Linked DNA regions of Homo sapiens: regions 1, 3 and 4 are each linked to region 2. Evidence: chromatin contacts called from ENCODE Hi-C or POLR2A ChIA-PET data. All regions are on one chromosome and are shown on one strand. Each heading gives the region's core, a stretch centred on a gene start or an enhancer-like site at or near the end of the contact. The rest is flanking DNA. Distances are from core to core; before and after follow the strand shown.

What was found. Hi-C counts contacts between places; a loop is a spot of excess contacts on that map. ChIA-PET counts read pairs that join two places held with the same protein, here RNA polymerase II (POLR2A). Pooled maps may share reads with other maps.
Region 1: a map of naive thymus-derived CD4-positive, alpha-beta T cell shows a loop between it and region 2 (32-fold over the local background). The contact joins the promoter of CLUH here to the promoter of HASPIN in region 2. A Hi-C loop is called at or near these places in 1 of 168 maps with a recorded cell type or tissue (naive thymus-derived CD4-positive, alpha-beta T cell) and 8 of 50 pooled maps. POLR2A ChIA-PET finds 5 or more read pairs at or near these places in 1 of 52 experiments (PC-9).
Region 3: a loop to region 2 is called in a pooled map, with 5 times the contacts of the local background. The contact joins the promoter of MED11 here to the promoter of HASPIN in region 2. A Hi-C loop is called at or near these places in 1 of 37 single-sample maps with no recorded cell type and 2 of 50 pooled maps. POLR2A ChIA-PET finds 5 or more read pairs at or near these places in 1 of 52 experiments (activated T-cell).
Region 4: a loop to region 2 is called in a pooled map, with 14 times the contacts of the local background. The contact joins the promoter of RNF167 here to the promoter of HASPIN in region 2. A Hi-C loop is called at or near these places in 1 of 37 single-sample maps with no recorded cell type and 7 of 50 pooled maps. POLR2A ChIA-PET finds 5 or more read pairs at or near these places in 2 of 52 experiments (AG04450 and BJ).

Annotation. Positions count from the first base shown.
Region 1 is chr17:2,710,356-2,713,448 of GRCh38, reverse strand. It overlaps CLUH (CLUH binding protein of NUMT mRNA), which reads left to right and starts at 1,685. Exons shown (of 26, transcript NM_001366661.1): 1 at 1,685-1,887. The coding sequence starts at 1,788. It overlaps LOC105371592 (a long non-coding RNA gene), which reads right to left and starts at 1,140. Exons shown (of 2, transcript NR_136412.1): 1 at 1,050-1,140; 2 at 616-967. RefSeq lists enhancers at 420-1,315, 1,316-2,212, 3,047-3,093 and silencers at 1,377-1,556, 1,687-1,806.
Region 2 is chr17:3,722,425-3,725,225 of GRCh38, reverse strand. HASPIN (histone H3 associated protein kinase) reads right to left here and starts at 1,323. Exons shown (of 1, transcript NM_031965.2): 1 at 1-1,323. The coding sequence starts at 1,290. It overlaps ITGAE (integrin subunit alpha E), which reads left to right. Exons shown (of 31, transcript NM_002208.5): 27 at 1,482-1,538; 28 at 1,843-1,938. It also overlaps a transcript of P2RX5 not described here. RefSeq lists an enhancer at 638-1,393 and a silencer at 1,263-1,422.
Region 3 is chr17:4,730,178-4,733,200 of GRCh38, reverse strand. It overlaps MED11 (mediator complex subunit 11), which reads right to left and starts at 1,773. Exons shown (of 3, transcript NM_001001683.4): 1 at 1,627-1,773; 2 at 1,295-1,425; 3 at 1-151. The coding sequence starts at 1,711. The coding sequence ends at 14. RefSeq lists enhancers at 1,777-1,826, 1,118-1,937, 1,837-1,976.
Region 4 is chr17:4,938,992-4,941,888 of GRCh38, reverse strand. RNF167 (ring finger protein 167) reads right to left here and starts at 1,621. Exons shown (of 10, transcript NM_015528.3): 1 at 1,529-1,621; 2 at 896-1,402; 3 at 732-812. The coding sequence starts at 979. SLC25A11 (solute carrier family 25 member 11) reads left to right here and starts at 1,843. Exons shown (of 8, transcript NM_003562.5): 1 at 1,843-2,073; 2 at 2,677-2,829. The coding sequence starts at 1,979. RefSeq lists enhancers at 714-843, 1,724-1,793, 2,510-2,897 and silencers at 1,177-1,371, 1,934-2,003.

The DNA.
Region 1 (3,093 bases), core at 436-2,935, 1.0 Mb after region 2:
CGGAGTTTCTCTCTTGTTGCCCAAGCTGGAGTGCAATGGCGCGATCTCGGCTCACCGCAACCTCCACCTCCTGGGTTCAAGCGATTCTTCTGCCTCAGCCACCCGAGTAGCTGGGACTACAGGCGCACACCACCATGCGCAGCTAATTTTTGTATTTTTAGTAGAGACGGGGTTTCACCATCTTGGCCAGGCTGGTCTCTAATTCCTGACCTCGTGATCCGCCCGCCTCTGCCTCCCAAAGTGCTGGAATTACAGGCGTGAGCCACCGCGCCCGGCTTTTTTTTTTTTTTTTTTTTTGAGACGGTGTCTGTGTCACCCAGGCAGGAGTGCAGTGGTGCGATCATAGCTCACTGCAGCTTGGAACTCCTGGGCTCAATCTGAGCCGTCCTGAGTGATACTCCCAGCTCAGCTCCCAAGTAGCTGGGACTACAGGCGCGTGCCACTACACCTGGCTTTTTTTAAACAATATTTTTTGTAGAGACGGGGGTTTTGAAATGTTGCCCAGGTTGGTCTCAAACTTCCGAATCCTGAACTCAAGTCATCCGCCTGGCTTCGGCCTCCCAAAGTGCTAGGATTACAGGCGTGAGCCGCTGCACCGCCCGGCCGAGAAGAATCTTACCAGTTCTCATCTTCCTTCCTCCCGTTTAAATGCTCACATCAAGTCGCTGGCTTTCCTCACCACGTGCTCTCCAGAACAAGGTCGGCTTTCCTTCGCAATTTGTGCGAGGCCCTACCTAAGGCCCTCCCAGCCCACCTCGGGAAGCTGAAGCTTTCCAGTTCTCATTAGAGCTTGACAAACGCTCCGAAGGTTATAGGCCTCGGGTGCTTCCCAAAGGCCCCCTGCGGCCTGGCCAGGAAAGACCCACCGGCGCTCTCTGCCTGGAGCACTTCAACTCACTGCAAGACCTGGTCCCAATGTCCCCTCTGCAGCATTCTCTGACCTCACCGTTCCGTCCCCGCCAAGCCCCTGCCAAGTGAAAAATACGAGTTAAAGCGTCCTGGCTGTGGATGGAGTCAGACCCGGCTCTACCCCTTGCTCTCTGTGTGACCTTGGTCTCGGCCTCCTCCACTGTAAAATGAGGACACCAGCCTGGAGGTGAGGACCCATGGGTCGAGGACGCGGGTAGGGAGCCCGTTCTGGCTCGGGGCAAAGTTTGGCGGGTCCATTCTGACTCTTGATCCCCATTAGCCACGTCTCGCCCTCGCCTCTCGTGCCCGTGCCCTAAGCGACCCTCCACTCCCTCAATAATCCAGCCGCACCCATTCGGCGGGAAAGGGCCTGCCGGGTGGGGAGGGCGCTGAGGGTCACGCGAACACCGCAGATGACAGACTGCGCGGTCATTTAGCAAATCTGCAAGAGAAAACAGGGGATCCTTGGAGAGGGGAGGATTAGCCATGGCAGAACCAGACCAGTCTCCACCCAAGGTCACAGTGCCCGCCCGACGGGCAGCGAGCAGCAGGGAGTCTCCCCGAGGCCCCGCCCCGCGAGGGCGCCCAGCCTCCCTGGGCCTTGAGTCAGAGTGCGTTGCCTTTAAGACGTTCTGGAAAGTCACCGCGTCCGTGGGCGGGGAACCAGGCGCGGCGCGTTTTGTCCCTCGCGGGCCGCCGTGGGCTGGGCCGGGCGCGAGGGTGGGGCAGGGAAACGGCGGCGGGGTCAAAGGCCACGGCGCGCACCACGTGGGCCGGTGACTCCGTCCTTCCCTCAGCAGCCGCGGCGCGCAGGGCACTTGGGTTAGTGGCGCGGCGGGCGGCGCGGACAGCCGAGGCGGACGCCCGCTCCCGCCACCATGGTTATCAAGACGGACGAGTTGCCGGCGGCCGCCCCGGCCGACAGCGCCCGGGAACACGGCTCGCAGGCCGGGGGCAAGGGGCGGCCGGGCGCGGCCGGTGAGCGGGGCCAGGGCCAGCGGGCCGCTGGGCGGGGGGCGCCGGACCAGGGCGGGCGGGTTCGGGACTCCGCGGGGATCGCCGCCTTCCCTCCGCGTCGGGCCCGGTTGTATCTCGCTGGGGCCTTCACCGGGTCGCCCCCGCGCTGAAGGTCACCTTCACAGTCGCCCCCGGCTGCGGCCCGGGTTTCGCACGTGCGGTCCCGTGGAGGGCAGCCTCGGCTGGCACCCTCGGCGGGCACACGCGCGCCTCATCGCGGGGACACGTGCGCGCACACGCGGTTTCGGGGTGCGCCGCCGCCGCAGACCGAAAGAATCGGCGGCCCCACCCCCTCTGCGCCCGAGCATGGGAGCTCTCTGAGCTGGGGTCGCTCCGACGTTTGCGGGACAGCCCCCTTCGGCACCTGCTCCGCGGCGGCCTCCCAGGCATCCCCTGTGCGCAGGGCTGCAGCCCTGGGAGTGAAGCTCCGCTCGAGGCTTCCCAGGCTTGGTTTGTGGGAAGAGCACGAGGTGCGGGGTGTGCGTTGTGAGGGGCGTCCCTGGTTCATGCCCTGAGGCCAGGCTATAACCGCAGGTCTTCAGGCTGTGGCGGAGACTCTCAGGTGTGTTGGCCTGCTCGGCCGACCTGGTGTAGGGGGCGTCTGCCTTTGCATGGGGCAGAGCCAAACTCCTTGGCAGGGGGAAGTGTTTGTGCCAGAACTTGATCATTAACCTGCCTTATTGCGAAAAGTGGGTCAGACCAGAGTTGCTGTTTTTAAGGCAAAGGTCGTTAGTGTGGAGTCAAGCTCCCAGCGATCCCCCATGGGGGCTGTATGGTGGTGACTGTGGCAGTGGCTGCAGCTTGTCTCGGGTGGGGCCTGCTTTCCCTTTCTCCTGAGCCCCTTCTCTTCCTTCTGTTCCCTCCACCGTGTCTCAGACTCCAGCCTTGGGGCTGGAATCCCCTTCCCAGGCCCTCAGTCGTCATCTTCCTCAGGCCCTCTTTGCTCTGGGTGGCAGTGGAGGTGCAGAGCTACTCCTGTCCCCCAGTCCCTCCCTCCTCCGTCGACTGTCCTCAGTTGGGACTTGTGGTCTTAACGCCTCATCATCTCCCTTCCTAGCTTCAGTGAGTGCGCCAGGGCTGACTTGGGAATCAGGATGGGGACAGCGTTCAGCCCTCTGACCCTGTTCCCATCATAGCGGAGTTGCCTTGGGGTGAGGGACAGGTGCT
Region 2 (2,801 bases), core at 74-2,573:
ACTTGTTCTGTTCATGACAGGCCGGTTTGAACATTCTGATAGGAGGGATCCAGAGAGAGAAGTGGCAGTGGTATAGATGCTGCAGACCTCTGACACATCAGTCACAATTTTCTTCTTGTGGAAACTGAAGGAAGCCCTGGTTTTGGTCCAAAAGCAGACATTCTGTAAAGGAGTCAGGTCCTGGGTGGGGAACGAATCTTTTCCCAGCTTTTGGCCCTTTTTAAAGCGGTGGGAATGGAGGAGAGAGGTTTCCGTTGCCTCCTGATGTTTGCTCTTCCGGCTTGATCTAGTTCTCTCCAGCCTGTCTATTCCCCTTGGCACAATGCGGCCCTTGGGAACACTGGCCTCCTGATGCTCTCTCCGGACGGCCTCTTGAAGCCCTCTCTCTTGACAAGAGTCCTGGCCTGTGGCCCTCCTCTTGCCTGTGCTTGACAGACCTGGACCCTCTGGTCCATTTCCCACCACCAGTTTCCTTTTACAGCAGGACTCTCTCATATTCTTCCCATCTGCCCGAAACTCAGAATCCTCAGGGGTTCCTGAGTTCATAAGGCCAAAGAGAACTGACCTGAGGCTGGCGCGGGTTTGGTGGACCATCCTGGTGTCCTTGGCTCCTCCTGTCGCTTCCTCCTGGGAGCAGGGGAGAGATGCTCGGTCCAGGGAGACTTCTGGGAGGTGGAGGCCGCTCGGGACGGCTGAGGCTGCAACCAGACAGGCGGAGGTGCCGATCGAGATGACACTGTCCCTTGGCGTTGGGGACCCGGGGCAGGGCGAGGCCAGAGAGCTGAACAGGGAGGCACTGATGCCCAGCTCGTCGCCGTCCCTGGGCTGGCCGCACACGCTGAGGTCCGGGCTGAGGCGGCCGGAGTCGCGGCTGGGGAAGGGCGGAAGTCGGAGCGGGCCGCAGGGTGTGCTGCACTTCTGCGGGGGCCGAGCTCGCAGCCCCAGGCGTCTTGGGGTCACGGTTAGGCTTGGGCGAGCTCGCAGCTTCCAGCGCTTTGGGGTCACGGTCAGGCTGGGCCGGTCCTTGGGCACTCGGCCGCCGGGACGCCTCCGCCGCCGCCTCACCGGGCTGCCGGGGAAGTCGGGGTCGTCGGGATCGTCAGGATCGTCGGACTGCGAGGGGTCGCCGATGCTGGCGTCGCTGCTGCCGCTGCTGTTGAAGAAACGCCTCCGGTCCTGCGGCGGGAACCACTGCGCGGCTTCCCGGCCCGGCCGCCGCTGTCTCCTGCCGTCCGCAGCCCCATATGTGCGGAAAAGCCGGCTCCCAGGTCCCGGGAGCGAAGCCGCCATGGCCGGCACCCGCCAAGAGGTTCAAACGCAAACATCGCGAGACTTCCGTGCGACGCGGACGCGCCCGCCTGCCGCGGGGTCCTAGCTCCCGGCCCTGCGCATGCGCACCTCGCCAGGGCCGGGGCCGGGACGGGACGGAAAACTGGCGGCTTGGTTTGTTCAGCGCGTCGCGGTCATGGCTCTCGTTTCAGGCCTCCACGGTGTGCACCTGGAGTCAGGAGCGCGCTTGTGCGTACAGTTCGGTTCAGGTAAGCGCGGCCGTCCCGAGAGGCCAGGGGAGGGCGGAGGGCCTGAAGCGGGTAACGAGAGGCCAGGAGACTGTTTTTCCTGGGTTACCCCTGCCGGCCAGTGCCGGGGGCTGCCAGGCCCTCCCTAGCTTCGTCCCTGGGTCTCAATTGCTCCCGCTGGAGCTTCGCTTGGGCCGAGGTGAGCGCTGAAATTGCTCACACCCTCTATTCTGGGACCTTACGATGCTCTGTGTCCGAAGTGTTAAAAAGATTTCAGACTTTCCGCACGGAAAGGAATTGTGTTCACTAGACCTCGCTTTTCCAGCATGTGGAAGAATGGCATTCAGTGAGCTGTGTCATCGCTTCAGATAAAGAAAATGTCACCGTGGCTGCAGAGATCTCCTGGGATCACTCTGAGGAGGTGTTTGAGACTGAAATGCTCCAGATTTGATTATCCAGTTGCTCACGGGCATCGCCCCTAGAAGAGATAATAGCATCTTTGCATAACATGTCCATGTCCAAAATAGATCTTTTGGTGCAAAAAACCAACCCTCTGTCCCAACCCGTTCCTTAGCTACCCTCAGGAGGGAGATATACTCCAGTTACAGTACAAGGAACTCGAGGGATTACCTGTGACTCCTCTTTCCTACATCCCCACGTCTATTCCAGCAGCAAGCCCTGCCATTTCAGGGCCAAAATATATCCTAAACCCATTCACTTCTCTCCATTTCCACTGCCGTTGTAATTCAAGCTACCCTTTCTTGCCAGGGCTGTTGCAATAACCTTCGGCCTGCCTTTCTTGCCTCTGCTTTTCCCACATTCTTTACAAATAATTCCCACGTAACAGCTATCCGTCTTCTAAGAGCAGACATTAGATTGTGCCATTCCCCTGCTTATTAAAAATAACAAACAAACAAAACTGATGCTTGAGCACACTTAGACTAAAATCCATACTTTTTTCATGGCCAGAGCAAGGCAGTACTTGATCTGGTCTCTGCTTAATTCTTCAACTTCATCTCCTAGTACTCGCCTTTCTCTCCCACTGCCCCTTTTATAATCGGGTTATTCTGTCCTATTCTTCTAGCTCGCCAGTACAGCATTATTCTGGCCACAAGACTTTGTACTTGCTGTTCCTTTGCTTGACACTGCTCTTCCTCTAGGTCCTGACGTAGGTGGTTTCTTCTTAAATTTAGCTCAGGTGTTCTTTTCTTTTTTTTTTTTTTTTTTTTAGATGGAGTCTTGCTCTGTCACCCGGGCTGGAGTGCAGTGGCACGATCTCTACTC
Region 3 (3,023 bases), core at 524-3,023, 1.0 Mb before region 2:
CCATCTCCCTGGCCTAGTTCTCCAGCATCTGCTCACAGGTTCGAGCCACATCACTGAGCTTGAGGCGGGCATAGTCCACTCGCTTCAGAGCCATCTGACAGTCCTTCCTCGAAGAGTAGCTGGAGCCCTCATGGGGCTGCCCTGTGGCCACCTACAAGACAGACTATCAATGGAGCACCATCTCCTTTACCCTAACTCCAACCAGGCATCAGGTCTCGTCTCATTTCTTCCCTGAGTTTGAATTTGTTAGGCCATCTGGTAGCTGGGTAAATAAATCATTTAACTTATGTTAATCTTGTCTGTAAAATGGGGGTGACAATAACTACTTCCTAGAGTTGTTGAGGATTAGATAAAGTAATGCAGAGTATCTGGCACACCGTAAAAATTAGTAATGGTAGTGGTCCCTGCGACGATTTCAGAACCTTCTCAATCCTGTCCCTCTTCTCAGGATATAAGGATTTGGGACCTCGTGGCCTGGAGGTCAGGCCAAGTTTCCAGTGACAAAGTTCTGTAGTTCTAGCATTATTTACACATCTTCTGCTAGGCACATGTGATGTTACCCAGTGAGGTATGCAGGGCCACCTTTAATTCTTTCATTTTATTATTTATTATTTTTTGAGACAGAGTTTTTGCTCTGTTACCCAGGCTGGAGTGCAATGGCATGATCTCGGCTAAGTACAACAACCTCCGCCTCCTGGGTTCAAGCGATTCTCCTGCCTCAGCCTTCCAAGTAGCTGGGGTTACCGGTACTCACCACCAAGCCCGGCTTTTTTTTTTTTTGAGACAGTCTTGCTTTGTCACCCAGGCTGGAGTGCAGTGCTGCAATCTTGGCTCACTGCAACCTCCACCTCCTGGGTTCAAGCGATTCTCCTGCCTCACCCTTCCAAGTAGCTGGGATTACAGGTGCCCGCTACCAGCCCAGCTAATTTTTGTATTTTTAGTAGAGACGGAGTTTCACCATGTTGGCCAGGCTGGTCTCGAACTCCTGACCTCAGATGATCCACCCGCCTCAGCCTCCCAAAGTGCTGGGATTACAGGAGTGAGCCACCGAGCCTGGCCTAATTTTTATATTTTTAGTAGAGACGAGGTTTCACCGTGTTGGCCAGGCTGGTCTCGAACTCTGTCAAGCCACTGCGCCCGGCCCATTCTTTCCTTTTAGAGGAAGAAACCCGCTCTGGATGGCCGGCTGGGGAGGTCTGGTCCTGCCCAGTTAATGCTCCACCCTGGATCACCCAAGCCTGAGGCTTTGACCCAGAGCTGGGGTTCGCTCGCAGAACCCCCCAGACACACCGACCTGGGTGAGGTAGCGGATCTGAGCTGACAGCTCCGCCTCCACGTGTTGCACTGAAGCGGTGAAGGCCGCCGCCTGCCGGTCTAGGAGCCGCTCGTTAGTTTTTTCCTTGGACAATTCTAGGATCACAGTACCTGCCAGGGCGGAGAGAGGGCGGGGACACACGGAGACTGCCAGTGTAGCCTCTCCCTAGGCCAGCCCCTCTCAGTCCCGCCCTTTCGCTGCGCACGCACGTAGGATTCCCTCCCCAACCCTGCTCCAAGTCCCAGGTCAGGCTGCCAGTGCAGCCCGGTCACGCTTTCGCTCCCCGCTGTCCAGGTTGTCGCATCCCGAACCTGCATTCTGAAGGATGGCGCCGATTTCCCGTTCAATGTCTTCCAGAGCGCGTAGTCTCTCGTTCGCCAGGCTGTAGGTAGCCATTATCACTCTGGGAATTCTCACCAAGAGTTTCTCCTCAGAAACGCGACGCTTGTTCCGGAAGTGGCTCTCGGTGTGCGCCTGCGCAGAGGGCACCGTGTAGCGAGCACTACGATTCCCAGGATGCTCAGCGCAGCCTCGCCTCCTCGGTCCGCTTGATGAACTACAACTCCCAGGGCCCGCTGCGCCTCAGCCACAGGACCACCCGTAGTCAGAGGCGACAGTGGAATATCCCCTAGCCCGAGGCCATTCAGACCTGTCCATCTTCTTGACACTGTCTGTGGCCTCTAGTTTATTCTACACAAGTTTATTTATTTATGAGACAGTCTTACTCTGTCGTCCAGGTTGGAGTGCAGTCGCAAGATCTCCCTCCCTGCAACCTCCACCTCCCAGGTTCAAGCGATTCTCCTGCTTCAGCTTCCCGGGTGCCTGGGATTATAGGCGCCCGCCACCACGCCCGGCTGATTTTTGTATTTTTAGTAGAGACGGGGTTTCACCATGTTGGCCAGGTTGGTCTCGAACTCGACCTCAAGCGATCCACCCTCTTCGGCCTCCCAAAGTGCTGGGATTACAGGCGTGAGCTGAATCTTAAAGGTGAACTACGTGGATGAAAGCTTGTAGTGGAAAAGGGAGACGGCATAGGCAACAGCATGGTGCTGTGACGGGAACAGCGCATGTGGAGTCCAGCAAGGGATTCTGCCTGCCTGGAGTGAACGGAGCGTGGTGGGGGTTAGGTATGACAATGGTGAGGCTGGAGAGAGGAGCGGAATCAGGAAAAGGCTTGCAAGCTATGTACTTTGGACTTGAGTCTGAAGACATTTGAGCCTTTAAAGGGTTTTTAAGAAGTGTGTTATGACCAGAATTACCTTTTTTGGAAAGATCGTTTGTAACAGTTTATAGTAGATTATCAAGAATGAAACTAGTTTGCCCAAGGTTAGCACATGAAGGTTAGACTCAGTTAAACTGAATGGTCTAGCCTGGGGAACATAGTGAGATACTGTCTTTATAAAAAAATTTGGGGGCTGGGCATGGTGGCTCACTCCTGTAATTTCAGCTCTTTGGGAGGCTGAGGTGGGAGGATCACTTGAACTAAGGACTTCGAGACCAGCCTGGGCAATATAGTGAGACCCCATCTCCTATATTTAAAAAATAAAGGCTGGGTTTGGTGGCTCACACCTGTAATCCCAGCACTTTGGGAGGCCGAGGCGGGTGGATCACCTGAGGTCAGGAGTTCGAGACCAGCCTGACCAACATGGAGAAACCCCGTCTCTACTAAAAATACAGAATTAGCTGGGCATGGTGGCGCATGCCTGTA
Region 4 (2,897 bases), core at 372-2,871, 1.2 Mb before region 2:
CTGGAGTGCAGTGGCGCGATCTCGGCTCACTGCAACCTCCACCTTCCGGTTTCAAGTGATTCTCCTGCCTCAGCCTCCCAAGTAGTTGGGACTACATGCGTGCACCATCACGCCCAGCTAATTTTTGCCATTTTAGTAGAGATAGGGTTTCTCCATGTTGGCCAGGCTGGTCTTGAACTGGGATTACAGATGTGAGCCACCGCGCCCGGCCTCTTCAATTTTCTAATTACCCATCTCACAAACAACTCGACTGCTACTAAGGCCCAACTGAGTTCTTGCTATGTGGCAGTCTTTGGGATGAAATACTACCAAAATTGCGTATCTACTTTGATCTTCACAATAACCCTAGGAAAACTTCTAATATCCCATTTTACAGTAAAACAAACTAAGGCTCAGAGAGATTAACTTGCCCAAAGTCATATAAGCAATAACTAGCACCTGAGACCTTCCTGATAAGGACCGTTGATCCTGCCTTCTGTCTTCGTCCACTTTCAGTCTCCCTGATAACCTCGGAGTTCCAGGGGTGGACACTCTGTCTTCTCCCTCTAGATTCTGGGTTCTACACTAGACGTGCTCAGTTCCTAACTTCATTTTCCTACCTCCAGTTTCACCCAGGACAAACCTCCCCAACCCCAGCCTAGGATGGAGGATCTTGCGAAATACTAAAAAAAGAAAAAAGACAGAAAAGGAAGGAAGGGAGGGAAGGAGGAAAAGAAAAGAAAGAAAATCACCTGGAGGCCCTCCTGGCTCAAGGTAGCCCCAAACAGAGCTGGAAGGTCTGCAAAGTCCATGCTGGCATTGTGGTCCGAGGTCTGCGGACAAAAAAGGCGATGTTCCCCTTCAGCCTGCAACCCTTCCTTTCAGCGCCCTTTCCCCATCCGTCCCTCAGACTCACCGCTCGAATGAGCCCCCGGGTCGGGGCCGCTCCCCACAGCACAGCGGCCACAACCACAGGAAGCGGGAAGGCTGCAGGGTGCATGGCAGCGGGAGGAAAGAGGCTGAGGAGGCCGCGCGTCCTGGTAGCAAGGAGCAGAAGCGGAGTTCTGCGCCCTCCCTGCCCCTCCTTTAGGATCCCAGGGGTCCAACCACCCCCAGGTCCCACTTCCCAGCTACATGGGGGCGCCGGGGAAGGAACACCAACTCAAAGAATGAGATATCCAACCCGTTTAGTGGAGCTGGGTGGGAGGCACTAAATGTATCCTTTTCTGGTACGGGGATAAAACGCGGAAAGGGGACGGAGCCTAACACAGGTGACAGAAAAACTTCGGGAAGGGTGGCGGAGCTCAAGGAGGTGGGACTTCCTGCTAGGTGGGCCGTGTTCCCAGCCTCTGGAAAAGGGCTTCCGGTAGAGAAAATCAGGCCGCTTTCAGCATTGGATGCTTGAGATGAAGGACTTCCGGTCCTAAAAGGCCGGTTAAAAAAAGGTTAGCGATGGAGGGACTGCCTGTGGAGATGGAAGGGGCACTGGTGGCCCAGAAGACGACCTAATAAAAGTGCCCGGAAACCCGGAGCCTCCTAGTTTACAAACCTCTCCTCCCTCTGGCCTCCGCCGCTCCTTCAAATCTCGCGAGAGTGCTCACCACCTCTCCCGTCCCCTCGCAGCTGAATAGTTGCTGTGTCTATCGCGAGAGCGCTCCAACTTGGCGAGCCGTACTCACTCGATCTCGCGAGACCTTCAAACAAACTCTTCTCTATTTTCCCGCGATTCTAATTCGGTGAAAACAGCGCCTTTCCTCTGGTTTCCAAATCAGTTACGCCCCTTCTCGCACGCTTCCATCAAGCTCCTCCTTCAGCTCCGCCTTACTCCCGGCCGCCTTTGCGCTGCGCGCCTGCGCCCGCGCCGGCTTCCAGCGGGTGTCGGACCTGAGAGCTGGAGGGGCGTGCGCGCGCCCTCGCTCTGTTGCGCGCGCGGTGTCACCTTGGGCGCGAGCGGGGCCGCGCGCGCACGGGACCCGGAGCCGAGGGCCATTGAGTGGCGATGGCGGCGACGGCGAGTGCCGGGGCCGGCGGGATAGACGGGAAGCCCCGTACCTCCCCTAAGTCCGTCAAGTTCCTGTTTGGGGGCCTGGCCGGGTAAGCTCAGGCCCCAGGGATGGGAAAAGAGGAGGAAGGGAAGGGCAAAAGGAACCGGGCCCGGTTCATCTCTGGGTCTGTTGCAGTGAACTGTGCCGGCACGGGGTCAGCGCGATCTCCAGCGTATTGCGAGTTCCCCGATGGGCTGCTAGGGCCCCATTGCAGGACCCTTATGGACTGCATGCAGGGTCGTTGCACAACCCCCGCCGGGCCAGCTGAGTTTCCCAGCGCATTGCTAAGCTCGGCCGGGCGGCAGGGGGTTCCAGGCCATTAAATGGCTCCTGCAGGACTACCTGGAGTCCTAAATCTTGGATGCCCCTTCCTCCCCTCCCTGTGTCGGACTGCGTGCAGCCCCAGGTCACTGCTTGACTGTCATGAAGCTGCTTGGAGCACTTTCATTGCATGGCCCCTACTGGACAACTAGACTTTTCAGACCCGTTGCACTTGGTGTACATATAGACTCTTATACACATGCTCACCAGCATCCTGATTCTTGAATCGCATGGCAGGCCCTGACCTTTGTAACCTCTTGCTGCCAGGCTCCAGTGGGCACTGGTAGATCTGGAATGCCTGGCCCTTCACTCCACCTCTGTCTTCCCCCAGGATGGGAGCTACAGTTTTTGTCCAGCCCCTGGACCTGGTGAAGAACCGGATGCAGTTGAGCGGGGAAGGGGCCAAGACTCGAGAGTACAAAACCAGCTTCCATGCCCTCACCAGTATCCTGAAGGCAGAAGGCCTGAGGGGCATTTACACTGGGTATTGGGGCCTCAGGATGGAGGGTAGACTGTGGGTTGGCAGCTCTAGACCTTGGCCTGATATGCTGA